2 separate regions of the Homo sapiens genome follow, and region 1 is linked to region 2. A link is an interaction called in ENCODE POLR2A ChIA-PET data of the cell type or tissue named here. Cell type or tissue: MCF 10A. All regions are shown on one strand. Each heading gives the region's core, and the rest is flanking DNA. Links, peaks and the distances in the headings are about the cores only.

Region 1 (7,326 bases), core at 1,716-5,715, 260 kb after region 2:
ATTCAGAAGGATTCATTCAATATTTATTGAGAATATTTAAGTTTGAAGTCTTATGCTAAGCAAAATACAATACTTCCTGCCCTTAAGCGTAATATTTCCTGCCCTTAAGCATAATACAATATTTCCTGCCCTGACAGTCTAATTGGAAAGACAAATATATAACCAGATAACTATAACACCATGTGGGAAATATAGTAATAAAAGATAAAGATCGTATATCATGGGAATACAAAGAAGAGAGATTTCTGATTGAACCAGGAGGATCCAGAAAAGCTTATTAAAGGAAATAATGCCTGAGCTGGGTCTTCACAGATGAGTATGTTCAGCAAAATCATAAAACAACTACATAAGAGGAGTATATTCTAGACAGGCAGAGCGAACTTGCGGGGGGAGGGAGCAGGGAGTTACGGGATTGTGGACAGAGGGAGATTTCAATTTAGTTAGAATTGTCCCTTGCTTGGCAAACAAAAAGGGTGAGGAAGGGATTGAGAAATGAGTATGAAGACATGGGCAAAGGCCAGAATAAGGGTCTATGTTTCTCAACTTTATACTTCATATTACAGAGCTTAGGTTTAATCAGTCCCATATGTAATAATTATTAAAAGATTTAACAGAAGAGAAAGGTGACAGCTTCATTTTGGACAAGTTAAGTTTGAGATTCCTAAGGGACATCCAGTTGGAGATGTCCAGCAGACAGTCAGATATTTAATATATGCGTCAGGAGTTTAAGGAAGAGGAGTGGACTGGCAACAGAGATTTGGAAATAATCAGAGTTGAAAGTGGATGAGATTCCCCAAGGGGCAGATTGTAGCAGTGAGCCAAGGACAGAAACCTGGAATCTCCATTGAAGAAAGGGTGAAGGAATAGGACTCCACAAAAGCTAAGAAAGCAATCGTTGAGAAGTATGTGGTTACTTAGGAAAGTACCTGTCAGAAAAACTAGAAGAGCAGATAATTTTAAGGAGGGGAATGGTCAGTGTGATGGTATGGCAGAGGTGGTTGGTCAGATAGGACAAACCAGAAATACTGACCTGAGTATCAGATCAAAGCAGAATCTGAATTGCACTGTATTAGAAGTTAATTGGGAGTTTAGAAAATACAGACGGCATTTGTATACCATTTTTCAGAAATCTGGCTGAGGAAGTTTTGAATCCTGGCTCTACCACTTAATAGTTTTATAACCTTAGGCAAGTTGATCCATCTTCTACATCTTTAAAATGAGGATCATAATTCCTACCTTATAGGGTTTCTGTGAGAATTAAAATAATTCATATATGTAAAGCACTTTGGAAAACGATCTGCATATACTCTGCACATAATAAATGTTATTATGATTATTAAGGAAGAAGGGAGATAGATGATAGCTAGAGGAAGAGTTGGAGTTGATTTGTTTATTGTTTGGTTGTTTGGTTTTGGGGGCAAGAAGGAATGAGAGAGGTTCTTCCCATTAATAACTGAGGAAAAGTAACTAGGTTTGAACCTGAGACTTTAGCCTCCATAATGGAAAAACTTCTTTAGAACTCTCCGGGCCTTCTAATCCTGGTTTACTATTAACTCTGCAGGACACAGTGTTCAAGTTATCTTCCATTCCATTTCCTATGGAAAGAAAGAATATTTCTGGCCAGGCGCGGTGGTTCACACCTGTAATCCCAGCACTTTGGGAGGCCGAGGCAGGCGGATCACTTAGGTCAGGAGTTCGAGACCAGCCTGGCCAACATGGTGAAACCCCATCTCTACTAAAAATACAAAAATTAGCCGGGCATGGTGGCGCGCACTTGTAATCACAGCTACTCGGGAGTCTGAGGGAGGAGAATCACTTGAACCTGGGAGGTAGAGGTTGCAGTGAGCCGAGATCGCACCACTGCATCCACCTGGGTGACAGAGCAAGACTCTGTCTCAAAAAAAAAAAAAAAAAAAAAAAAGTACCTATTTACTTACCTGCCAGAGTTATTGTAACACTAATACTGAATTTTTGGTAGTGTTTCTCATTCTTGAACTTTTCCTTTTTTCTTAAATCTTCTATAACTCCTGTAGACCTAGTCTATAAGTTCCCTCCTCTAGGTCCCCAAGAAAATCTTCTCTGTCCCTCCTCTAGGTTCCCATACAAACCTTGTACATATCTCAGTGATAGCATTTGTCACATTGTTGCTGGCATGATGTCTTCTCTACCAGTCTGTGAACTTCCATGTCTTGTTTATCTTTCAATCCCTTGCAAAGTCGGCTTAGTATCCAACGTATTGTGAGCTCACAACAAATGTTAGGTTGCACTGAATGTTAGAAATTGCCGAAGTAGATATGGTTCATATTAGTGAAGCTCTACTGCTGGAGCATCACAAAAATATTTTGATTGGGAGGCCAAGGTGGGTGGATCACGAGGTCAGGAGATCGAGACCATCCTGGCTAACATGGTGAAACCCCGTCTCTATTAAAAATACAAAAAATTAGCCGGGCGTGGTGGTGGGCACCTGTAATCCCAGCTACTCAGGAGGCTGAGGTAGGAGAATGGCATGAACCCAGGAGGTGGAGCTTGCAGTGAGCCAAGATTGCGCCACTGCACTCCAGCCTGGGCGACAGAGCGAGACTCCCGTCTCAAAAAAAAAAAAAAAAAACAAAAAAAAACTTTTTGAGATAATTGTTCCTTTTTTCCTAATTACTTAATTCTTTAATGTTAGAAAGGTGAAAGTCCCTCTTTTGACTATGGCTGAAGTTGAGTCAGGATGGAGTATTGTTCAAATAACTTTTAATTTTAATTTATTATCATTAATTCTGAAATCCTAACTTAGCCCTTGTCATTTAAAAGAATCATTTTTGAAAAGAGTAAAAATTTACTAGGTAAATGTCTAACGCCAGGCTAGTTCATTATTTTATTGAATGTTTGCCAGCACTAAATCAGAAATATCTAGATCCTTTTTGTTCTCATTTGTTCCAGTCTGCTACTGCCAACCTTTCCAGAAAAGAAATTGTCTATCACTTGATGAAGGCTTATTTTGTGGGTCACTGTACATGGGCCAGTGAAAAGTTTGTCAACCTTAGACGTAGTCCAAACAACTGTTTCTTTACCATCCTATCCTCCAGTTTTTCCTAAAAATACATGTACATTCAACCTATCCAAAACTGTGGCTTTATATGTATGTTTATATACTTTGTCTGTTAATACAATAGTAGTCCTTGAGAGTCTTATGTGTGTAAATATTTGTAACATGTCCTATTCTCCTTTCTCTGTTGAAGCGCTCTCCATCCTGTACTCCAGCTAGCAAAGGCAGACGTGTAAGAGACTTTTGCACTTTATGTACCCATCCTGAGGCCTTTTACCCCTCTCTCATCCTTTTGCCTGTGATTGCGGAACCTGTTAATGTTTTTGTGGTATATTATTACATCTATTGCATGCTTTGTGCTGCTGCTCCTGCTGTTGCTGTGCTGCTTTTATGTTTTTGTTTATGTTTTTTTTTTGGCTTTGGCCGCAAAGCTTTAGGAATGTTCATATAAATCACTATAACCAAACTACTAAAATGATATCTTTTTTAGTTTGATCAAGGGGAAAAGTGATCCTAAAGTATGCCTTCTAAGTAGTCAAAGTACATGAGCTCCTAAGAATCTTTTGTAAGCAAGTATGTAGATTGTTTCTTAGAGATTTTAATTATGTAGAAAGAAAACTTGATCATTCATGTTGTACAACATTCAAAAATGATTTGGAACAAATTATACATCTTATTGACTATAATTTATGTAAATCAGTTCTAGAGAAATCTTGTTTTTTTTTTTTTAATGTAGTTCAGAGGAATCTCCCAAACTAATTATCTAGATCTGAGGAAATAATGTTAATAATAAAGCCTTTCTATTCTAAGATAATTCCAAGATTTAAAAAATATCAGTAACATTATTTATATATGTATTATTAACAAACTGTAAATATCTTCCTATACTAATCCTAGCTCTGTGTTTCTCAACTTGAAATGAGTCAGCCACTACCTCTGTGCTACAAGATTCTGACATGCCCAGAGATGGAATTTTTCTAAACCAGCCACATCCCAACACTAGTCATAAACACACATACATACTCCCTATTTGAAAAGCGACAGGGTAGCTGACAGTGTTGGGATTTTCATATACTATGTAAAATAGTAACATTCAAAAGGAAAGTCAGTGATGGATACAAATTCGTAATGTTCACCAGTCATCTCCGTGGAGACTGATCAACACTTTACATTCCGAATTCTTAGACTCGGAAAGTTCTAGATGAGGGAATTCTGTGGTTTGTGGTAGGCATGGGAAGCAGTAGGGGTGGCCTGCTGCTTCCTGTGGTCCTGTCTTTCTGGTATGTTGGAGGGTTGGTTGTAAAATAAACATGAATAACTCTAATATAGCATATATAATATTTTCGGATTACAGCTTAATAATGAATAAGCATTTCAGATACCTGTACTATGGCCAGTAGAACTGCATTCAAGTGATATCTCATTAATTATTGTGTTTATGAAAGATTACTAGTTCAACTGATTGCTTGATTATTTTGAAACTTGTAGAGACTTAAAACCATTAGATATTTGGATTTATCAAATGAATCTGAATATATGTTGATTACATTACATAACCTCTAGAAGGGAAAACCAATATGTTGTGTGCCCAGTTATATTAGGGTCAAATCACCAGCCCGTGAATTGACTAAATTTTTAACTACTTGCTGTTTTTTCAATAAGGTTATAATTTAGGATTTGTTTCTCTCATTTTATTATGGATTAATTATGTCTCACTTGCCTTGCAGACTTTCTGGGGCCTTGGACACCTAGAACATTTTTTGTGAATCTTGAAATAAGAAAAAAATTTTGGAGGGAAATAGCTGTTATAAGGTCTCTCCTTAATTCTATGTCTTTATTCTATGAGATATGAATAAACTATAATTAACCATAATCTATTGACTTATTATTACATATGATTATTTTAAACGTAGATATAATAGGCTTGGTTATCTGCTTTCCTGGCCTCCTTCAATTTTTCTTTGGTTAAGTATCTCACAAAAAAAGTCAGCCACTGAAAAGTAATAGTGCCTGTGAAGATGCTTGAAGAATTACAAATTACTCAGCTGTTAAATAGAAGCATCTCAGTGGTATAGTGTAGAACCTCAGTGTTCCCTGGGACATCAGTGTATTTCAGTAGGACACATGCAGTTACCATTCTTAACAATGGCCTCTGTTGTAACAGTAGCATAAGATTTTATGTTATATACCATGTTTTTAGACAAGAAAATATGCAGTATTTTAATAAATTTAAAATTAACTATGAAATGTCATATGAATGAGGTAGTATTACAAAATAATGTTTCTTGCATTCTTGTTTCTAGTATGCTATTAAACCTCATTTACAGTTTGAATGATTTTCTTTATAAATAGTATTAAGTATAGTAGAAGAAAAAGTTTTTATTGATAGTATTGTTAATGTCCAAATACAAATGATGAGAGAGATTTCCACAGTGCTTTCATTAATAGTGAGAAACACTGAATGTATTATTTCAGATTGTTCATTTAGAGTTTGGAGCAGAGATTTTATAGCCCACGTATGGCTTAACTTTCTCTTATGTTTTCTTAGAATATGTGTAAATTCTCCAGACTAGATATTCCAATCAGTATATTGAAAATAACTTGAGAATAAATTTTCTTAAAGGGAAACAAGGTGCATTATGTATAACTAGTAAGCTTACCCTTACTGGTCACAACCTTTAGTCATTTGTTAGGATTTGTTCTAGCGCAATAAAATGTATTTACTGTTTTCCAAATGATATAGTACTTCTGTAATACTGTTTTTGTATCATAAGTTCAATTAACAGAAATAAATATATCACTAAAAGATTTGAGTTTATACTTGTTCTCAATACAAAATATTAAATTACCTTCTACTTTGTTTTCAAAATACTTCTAGCTAGAGGATAAAGAAAATTGATAGAAACTGGATTTTGGCCAGGCATGGTAGCTCACGCCTGTAATCCCAGCACTTTGGGAGGCCAAGGCGGGAGAATCGCTTGAGCCCAGGGTTTGAGACCATCCTGGGCAACATAGGGAGACCCTGCCTCTACAAAAAAATTTTTTAAAAATTAGCCAGGCATAGTGGCACATGCCTGTGTTCACAGCTACTCTAGAGGCTGAGGTAGGAGGATCAGTTCGGCTCAAGAATTCAAGGCTGTAGTGACCCGTGATTGTGCCACTGCCCTACATCCCAGGGCAAGAGAGAAAGACCTTGTCTCAAAAAAAAAAAAGAAAAGAAAAGAAAAGAAACTGGGACTTTTTAACTTACAGTTTATGTTTACCAATAACAAACAACTTGTTAGATGCAAGCTAGTTTTTAGTAGGTTGACCATATATAATCCATATCACATCTTGGTGTTTTTTACTTTGAAGCAAGGTTTCTTATGAGAGGGGTTGTTACTTGTGCAAATCTGTAATTATTTAGGCAGTAGAAAAGGCCTGTTGATACATATTCAAGATGAGTGGTTTTAGTTATTTTTATTATTTATAGGAAAACCATGCTGTCCATAATTTGAGGAATTCTTGATAAGTGGGTCATCTAAAAACCAGTTCTGTGATCCTGGGCGGCGGGGGGACCTTTTTAAATGTACTACTGTAAAAATACATTTGAGGATCTTTTAGTAGAAAAATCCTAACAGCTTCAGGGACCATTATGAACATTTTGCATTAAAATGTTTTGCAGTATGGACAGTACCACTAATATTCAGCTTTTCCTCTTTTTTTTTTTAACAGAGCATTAAGTAAAATGATACTGAAATATAGTAGATGTTTCTAATGACTGTTCGTCAGAGTAACACCTTAAAGTATGTTTACTTAGGAAAAGAAAATTAGCTAACAAAAAAAAATTGCATTTACTTAAAGATATTTCTTATATTGAATTTATAATATCTCTGCTACTTATGTATGTTTATTAGCTTTTGCTGCATTATTATACTTAATGCTATAGTATTTTAGCACATAAAAAATGACAAAAAGAATATTTTAACTTCCATGGCTAAAATATTAATAATGATTATGTTTGTTTTTAAGGTTTTAAAATACTTTGTAATAAAATAACTAATGGTATTAATCAGTTGCTTTGCTGCTATACTATATCAGAGTCATTGCCAATTCATAATTAAACTGAATCATAGGCTGTCTTTAAATGCCAGCATGTATTCATTGAATATTCTGAAAGTTTAATAGAATTAATTGCTTTTTAGTGGATAGAATAAGCCATTAATTATAAATGCATTGGTAGGCATTTAATTGTGGTTAAAATTAGTAACTTCCTGAAAATTCCAGTCTGGTTGGCGATAATTAAAACTTGA
Region 2 (7,326 bases), core at 1,964-5,963:
GAGAACATGCAGTATTTGTTCCCATTCCTTGCTGAAACTGGAGGCTACCCCTTCTTGGCTAAGAAGTCATTTCACTTAGAATAATGGCCTCCAGCTTTATCCATGTTGCTGCAGAGGACATGATTTCATTTTTTTAATAATAGTTGTGGCTTATTCGTTTCTCTCTTGGAAAAATCCTCTCTATTGTCTACTCTGTTCCGAGCAAACCGAAGTGTACCAAAAGGTATACTACAATACAGCTTTCAGGGAAATTTCTCTACTTCATTACCTTCCACCAACCAACCTTCCCCTTCCAACTAAAAGGACATTAACAATATTATGATACCTTTGTTTACAATTTGTAAGTTTATCTTGGAGATTTCTACAATGAAAGTTGGACATCATCCACCTATACTTTATACTCTGTATCTGGTGGAGACTGGGGGCTTGGTAAGTACTTCATTGATGACATTCATTGGTGACTGAATGAATGAACTGAAACATCTTAATAGTGGTTTTAAAAAAGGAATTTGGGAATGGTTGCTCTAGTACTTGTTAATGATTATCTAGTAGTTTTGTGGGATGGTTAATTCCATTTTTTTTTTTCCTGAGACACTCTCGCTCTGTCACCCAGGCTGGAGTACAGTGGTGTGATCTCAGGTGATCCATCCCCCTTGGCCTCCCAAAGTGCTTAGATTACAGGTGTGAGCCAGTGTGTCCGGCAGATTAATTCCATTTTTAGTATGAGGTACGAATGAGGACAAGATGGTAGTTTTATCACTGCCTAGATAATTTATTTTTGTGTAGTATTTGTTTCACAGTCATACATGGTACCTTGCACTAAAGTAGTCATTAAATAAATCATGCCCTTCTCACAAGGCAGGATGAACAAGAGTATGGATATAGATGGTTTAGAGAAAACTCAGTTCCACTGCTGAGAAAATAATCCACTAATCATCAGTTAGTTGTTTTTATATAGGATAACACGTTATCATTATGAGAAACAACGTTCCAAAGAACAGGAAAACCTAATGTTACAGTAATAAAAAATACTTAATTTTTTTCTGACATTATTTGATATTGTTCTCTAGCTTTTTATCCTGACCTATGTCAATGTCATGCTAGTATCTGAAGAAGTGGTTGGAACAAGGTCCCACATTTTAATACTTATGAAGTCTTTTGTACTGTTTATTGTCCTCTGCATGAATTTTTCCTTGATTTTTATAATATTTGGGGCCTTTATTTATTTTTTCTTTCTTTTTTTTTTGACGGAATTTTGCTCTGTTGCCCAGGCTGGAGTACACTGGTGCGATCTTGGCTCACTGCAACCTCCACCTTCCAGGTTCAAGCAATTCTCCTGCCTCAGCCTCCTGAGTAGCTGGGATTACAGGCCCGTCCCACCAGGCCTGGCTAATTTTTTTGTATTTTTAGTAGAGACAGGGTTTCAGCATGTTGGCTAGGCTGGTCTCGAACTCCTGACCTTAGGTGATTTGCCTGCCTCAGCCTCCCAAAGTGCTGGGACTACAGGCATGAGCCACTGTACCGGCTTGGGGGCCTTTCTTATTTGAGGAAAGCCCCTGTTAAGATCTCAGATTGAATTTTATTGAATTTTCACTTCCCTTATTCTCATGGATGCCTGGGGTCTCCAGATACCATCCTATTTGTGGGTTTATGTCTTGGTGCTTTTTATTATTATTATTGTTATATTTCTTACTGTAAGGAACATTGCTGACAGTGCCTTATTTCATTTGGCTTGTAAATGCTGATGCTTGCTATCCTCTGGGTCAGAGAGAGGTCACAGTCTGTTCTAAAACATAATCGCTGGCTCCACCATACAACTGTGAGTTTAATTAGTCCCCCATACTGGTGTGAAGCGCTGAATCTTATTGCTGAATGAGGCCTGGAGAGCGCATCTGTTCTGGTCCCTTCACCTTCTGGCAGGTGGGTTCCAAACCATTCAAGAGAGGTGGCTGTTGGAACTGAATTGAAATAATCATTTAAAAAATCTTTGCAGATTACAATTTGACAATCTCTTTGTATTTAAATTTAGAGTTATCATCCATTACCATCCTGATAATGAAGAGTTTCATTTTTTTGTCTCCATGAAATAAGTCCTATTTTAATAAAACTGTTCTCTCTTGTTTGCTCTTCTCTAATAAGGAAAACAATGGACAAAAATCTCTGCAAAAGAATGTCTTCTCTGCTTCCAGGTTATAGCTAAGTCATTTCCGTTTTCTCTTCTTTTTTTTAGACAATAGGGCATAGTCTAAATATTAATCAGGTAGCTGGTATTAGTTTCTCTTACCTTGCTATGAGGTAGGTGAGGAAAGCATTTCAGCACACAAGCTTTAGAATGAATCCCACCTGTGCTGGAATCCTGATACTAATAATCAGCTTTGTAAACTTGGAAAAGTTACTTAATCTCTCTCAGTTTTTCTCCGTGGAAATAATAATAGATTCTCCTCTATAGGATTTTAAAGAGGATTCAATGAGTGTAAAGACCATTTGGGCCAAGCGTGGTAGCTCACACCTGTAATCCTAGCACTTTGGGAGCTGAGGCAGGAGGAATATTTGAGCCCAGGAGTCTGAGACCAGCCTGGGCAGCATGGCGAAACCATCTCTACCCTTACCCCCAACAAAAAGCATTAGCTGGGCGTGGTGGTGCGCACCTGTAGTCCCAGCTACTCAGGAGGCTGAGGTGAGTGAATCAATTAAACCTGGGAGGTGGAGGCTGCAGTTAGCTATGGTCGTACCATTGCACTCCAGACTCGGTGAAGAGTGAGACCCTGCCTAAAACAACAACAACAACAACAAAAAGATATTGTTCTACTTACTACTGTTGCATAACAAATTATCTCAGAATGTAGCAGCTTAATGCAATTATTTCATCAGGTTCATGGATGTTATGCATCAGAAATGTGGAAAAGACACAGTGATGAGAGGTTAACTTTGCTCCACAATGCCTGGGGCCTCAGATGAGAAGACTAGGAGTCTTGGCTAGGGTGATTGACAGCTGCAGGCTCAAATCATCTGGAGGTGTCTGCAATCACATGTCCAGCAGCTGATGCTGCCTGGAGCTGCTGAATGGGTGATTGCATGCAGCTTGGGCTCCCTACTAGCATGGCAGCCTTAGGACAGTTGAATTTAGTTGAATGTCTTACATGGCAATGTAGGGTTCTAGTGACAGTGTTCCAGTGGACAAGCTGACACTGCATTGCCTTTTATGGATCAGCCTAGGAAGGTAAGCAGTCATTTATGCTACATTCTATTTAGGACAAGTGAGTCACCAAGATTGGCCTAGATTCAAGGTAAGAGGATATGGACCCAATCTTTCAATGGGAGTGTCGAATTTATGACAAGTTTTTCAAACCATCATAGATAGTATTTTTGGCCTTAAGACTAATTGAGATCACCTAGGTAATGGGTGTAGCTAGAAAAGAGGTGAAGTTCTGAGCCCTGGGCCACTCCAGTATTTGAAGATCAAGAAGATAAGGATCATCCAGCGAAGGAGACTGAGAAAGAGTGGCCAGTGAGGTAGGAGAAAATCAGGAGAGTGCGGAAATTAAGTGAAGGAAAGTGTTTTAGTTAAGAGAAGTGATCAGCACTGTGAAATACTGTTAAAGCGGCAAATGAGATGCGGACTGAGGACTGCCTATTAACTTTGGTAATGTGGAAGTCACTGGCAATCTTGGCCAGAGCAATTTCCAGAGTGTGGTAACTGAATTCGTCAACTTTCACCTCCTTGGCTGCCAGCCTCTGTAGGTCCTGGGTGTGTCACCTCCACTCCCACCTCAGGACCGAAGGTTCACACTGGCTTAATTGGTTTGGTTTTGTCACCACACGTTGCAATACAGTCTTTATCAAATGTTTTCTGCTGATAGAATTTATGAAAGAATGCCACTTATCTTTGCAGTGTTCAAATTTGCTAAGTAGCTCTAATAGCCGACAATATCTGTATTATAATGTTTGATTCTAAACATATTTTGGAAAGTCCCATTTATAGTAGAGCTTTAGTGAGAGATTTTAAATGATAAATTTAAAGATAGGGCAAGATGGACAAGATCCATTGACAAGCAAGTGGAAACTATTAGTCTGTATACCTAAGTAAACCTGCCCTAATGAGGGTTGGATTGTTTTTTAACTTCTTGAGGGACAAAACAACAACAGCAACAACCAAAACAAAACAAAACAAAAAACAAATTTGAAAAGGAAAAGGTAAAAACTTCTCCTATGTTTAAATAATGCCACGTCAAAATCTACTTAATGGTTGTTCAGAGATAAAACATTTGTTTTATTGATTTTATTATAGTTTCGGTTAAACTATAACTGTGTTGATTATATGTGTGCAAATTCTGCCTGTTTGCTCTTGCATTCATTTCTTACCCATTGCCTGCTCTACTCTGTCTTTGGGGACCAGTCATGCAGCCTCCCTTTCAGAGGCTCCGTGTTAGCTTCAAATGACAGGAGATTTGTGGTAAGAGGATTCTCCTCCCCTCTCTCTGACTATGGCAGCCTCCCCTGTAGCATTTGCATCTCTTCTGTGGCTCCATCTCCCACCAGCCCTGGTTTTAGCTTCCACCAGCCTAGGGGTGGGAATAGCTTCCTGCTGCTGCCAAACTGGGTTACCTGACTTGCCCTGCATTTCCTCAGCTCTTCCACCATCCATGGAACCATGTGTCAGAATTAAGGTTTCTCTGGTTTTGGTCGGGCACAGTGGCTCACGCCTGTAATCCCAGCATTTGAGGCGGGAGGATCATTTGAGGTCAGGAGTTCAAGACCAGCCTGGCCAACATAGCCCTGTCACTACTAAAAATACAAGAAAATTAGCCAGATGTGGGCCAGGCGCGGTGGCTCACACCTGTAATCCCAGCACTTTGGGAGGCTGAGGCGGGCAGATCACAAGGTCAGGAGATCGAGACCATCCTGGCTAACACAGTGAAACCGCGTCTCTACTAAAAATACAAAAACTTAGCCAGGTGTGGTAGGGGGTGCCTGCAGTCCCAGCTACTTGGGAGGCTGCAGCAGGAGAATGGTGTGAACCCGGGAAGCAGAGCTTGCAGTGAGCTGAGATTGTGCCACTGCATTCCAGCCTGGGCAACAGAGCAAGACTTGTCTCAAAAAAAAAAAAAAAAAGAAAAGAAAATTAGCTGGATGTGATGGCATGTGCCTGTAGTCCCAGCTATTTGGGAGGCTGAGGCAGGAGAATCGCTTGAATCAGGGAGATGGAGGTTACAGTGAGCATGTGATCACGCCACTGCACTCCAGCCTGGGAGACAGAGTGAGACTTTGTCTCAAAAAAAAAGCTTTCTCTGGTTTAAATAAATAGGTGATTTCTGCTTTTTTGGTTGAACTCTGATATAATCATGTGCGTAGTTCTTTCTTTTGCCCTCATATCAACTTCTAATGCCCAAATATGTGAATTAACAACACATCCCACTTCTTCCTTGTTACAATAGGAAGGAAAAGTTGAGTTTATAGAACCTGCAGATTTTTTAGACCTCACTTGCTTTGTGATTAAAGCCATGGGCACTGGCATGAGACAGGCCTGGTGTTGACTTGTAGCTCCTGTGTCAATTACTAGTTGTGTGATCTTTCACAAGTTAAGATCTCTAAGCCTCAGCTTCTTCCATCGTCTGTGATATAGAGGTAATTTCCCTACTTCATATGGTTATGATGATTGAATAAAACATGAGCTCAAACTACCCAGGACAGTGTTTACAGGTTGTTAAGTGTTCTGTAAAGGAAGCAATTATTAATCAGAAAGTTTCTTTTTTATATACAAGCCCTTGCAGTTGATCTCACTCATGTCAGGAGCCTGACATGAAGACAGGACAGGCATTTGCTGGCATTTTATCCTGGGAGGGTACTAAGCCAAGTCATTCATTTGCAGGGTCAGGATGTGGCTAGGCTAAAAGGAGATGTGGTAAAACATCCTCAGTGTTGCTATACATTAAGCCCTACTGTGGCACGCACCTTGTTTTTGGCTCCGTTCTCCAGCAATGACCCTATAGTTATTCTGAAGTTAGATATACCAAGGTGAGAGTGAGGCTGACTGTTATAAATATTAATTGGTGGATTAATTCTCCTGCTTTTAGCCCTGAATTGGAGGATTAGTTGAAGAGAGCTTGTATTGGGGACTAGGCTTAATGATTTCTGTCCTGCCTTCTTCTTTCCACCTTCCTACCTTCTTGTCTTCTCCTGTCCTCTTTCTTTTCTGAATGGTCAGATTAATTCCCAGCATCTTCATAAAACATTCTCTGATTATTTCAAACAAATTGGGTGTTTGCAGTGGTATACATCTAATCTCCAGGCCCCCAAGCAGAATTTCACAAAGAAGACCTCCTCCAGACTATTTTTCCCCAAAGAATACCCTGCGAGGCAGCCTGTGGCACTCTTGTTTTGCAGGAACACTTCAAGCACTGTACAGCTGCTGGGCTGTGCCTTTCTTTGGCTTAAGACCGGTTTCATTAACAAGCATGTTCACACTTCAACCGGAACATTTAAAATAACACCCGCACAATGTGTTTAGTGTCTAGTTAATTATTAAGTCTCTGAGCTTGAATTATTCAAGCAAAATTGATTGGGTTCAAGCTCCTTCCTTCTCTTTGTGTGTGTGTTTTTTAAAATAAAAATAAATTCTGCTCTCTACTTTCTAAATAATGTGGAAAGGGTTATTTAGCAACCATCAATACCCTGGACTGTGGGTGGTACCCAAGCGCTAATAGAATAGGTAAAGAACTGACAGCTTGACTCTTTTGTTAAAAAAAAAAAAAGTATCTACATCTCATATACTTCCATTGTCAATTAGCATTTAGTGAGACCTAACATGTTTTAGGTTCTCCTTTAAACTTCTTTCTAGTTATTTGTAAGTTGGAAAAGCAGGTATCTTGGAGCCATTTCTTTAGTTAACCGTACTTGAAAAAGCAGAAGAAATTGCTTCCTTCTTTGCTACCGCATCTTATGGTCAAATGAAACTGTTAAAATTGGCTTCACCATTAAAATCCATGTTGTTGAAGAATGTTTGTTGAACTGAAAAAATGTCCATAATATATTGCTAATTGCAAGCAAGAGGCTATAAAACTCTTTTATTATGTATCATTTTTGTTAAAGTGCATAGGAAAAAGACTTGAATAATAAACACCAAAATATTGCTTATTATCTGTGTTAGGATTAAACTTTTCTACTACTTTTAGAATTAGACAACACACACCCATATAAAGATGTCATGGCTGGAAATGACTGACCTTTTGTTTGAATCTAAGTATCATTCATGTCAAGACCGCATTGAAAATAATGCTGTTCTTAAGCCAGGCAAGTGTAGACGTTGTAGATTTCATAAAAGATTCA

The links. Peaks named below come from ENCODE experiments on the same cell type or tissue, not always from the same donor. Only the 100,000 strongest peaks of a DNase experiment are listed, where the experiment ranks them.
Region 1: POLR2A ChIA-PET joins it to region 2 with 5 read pairs; 1 of 35 experiments calls an interaction of 5 or more read pairs at or near these places.

The regions. Positions count from the first base shown.
Region 1 is chr1:227,055,313-227,062,638 of GRCh38, reverse strand. All of the region lies in intron 21 of CDC42BPA (CDC42 binding protein kinase alpha), which reads left to right. Among named protein-coding and RNA genes, the nearest start is that of COQ8A, 120 kb to the right of the region's middle. In MCF 10A, for the core only: no CTCF peak of the experiment used is centred there; a DNase peak (open chromatin) is centred at 3,988.
Region 2 is chr1:227,319,785-227,327,110 of GRCh38, reverse strand. LOC124904531 (a long non-coding RNA gene) reads right to left here. Exons shown (of 2, transcript XR_007066911.1): 2 at 7,050-7,326. Among named protein-coding and RNA genes, the nearest start is that of CDC42BPA, 5.0 kb to the right of the region's middle. In MCF 10A, for the core only: no CTCF peak of the experiment used is centred there; DNase peaks (open chromatin) are centred at 3,270 and 3,720.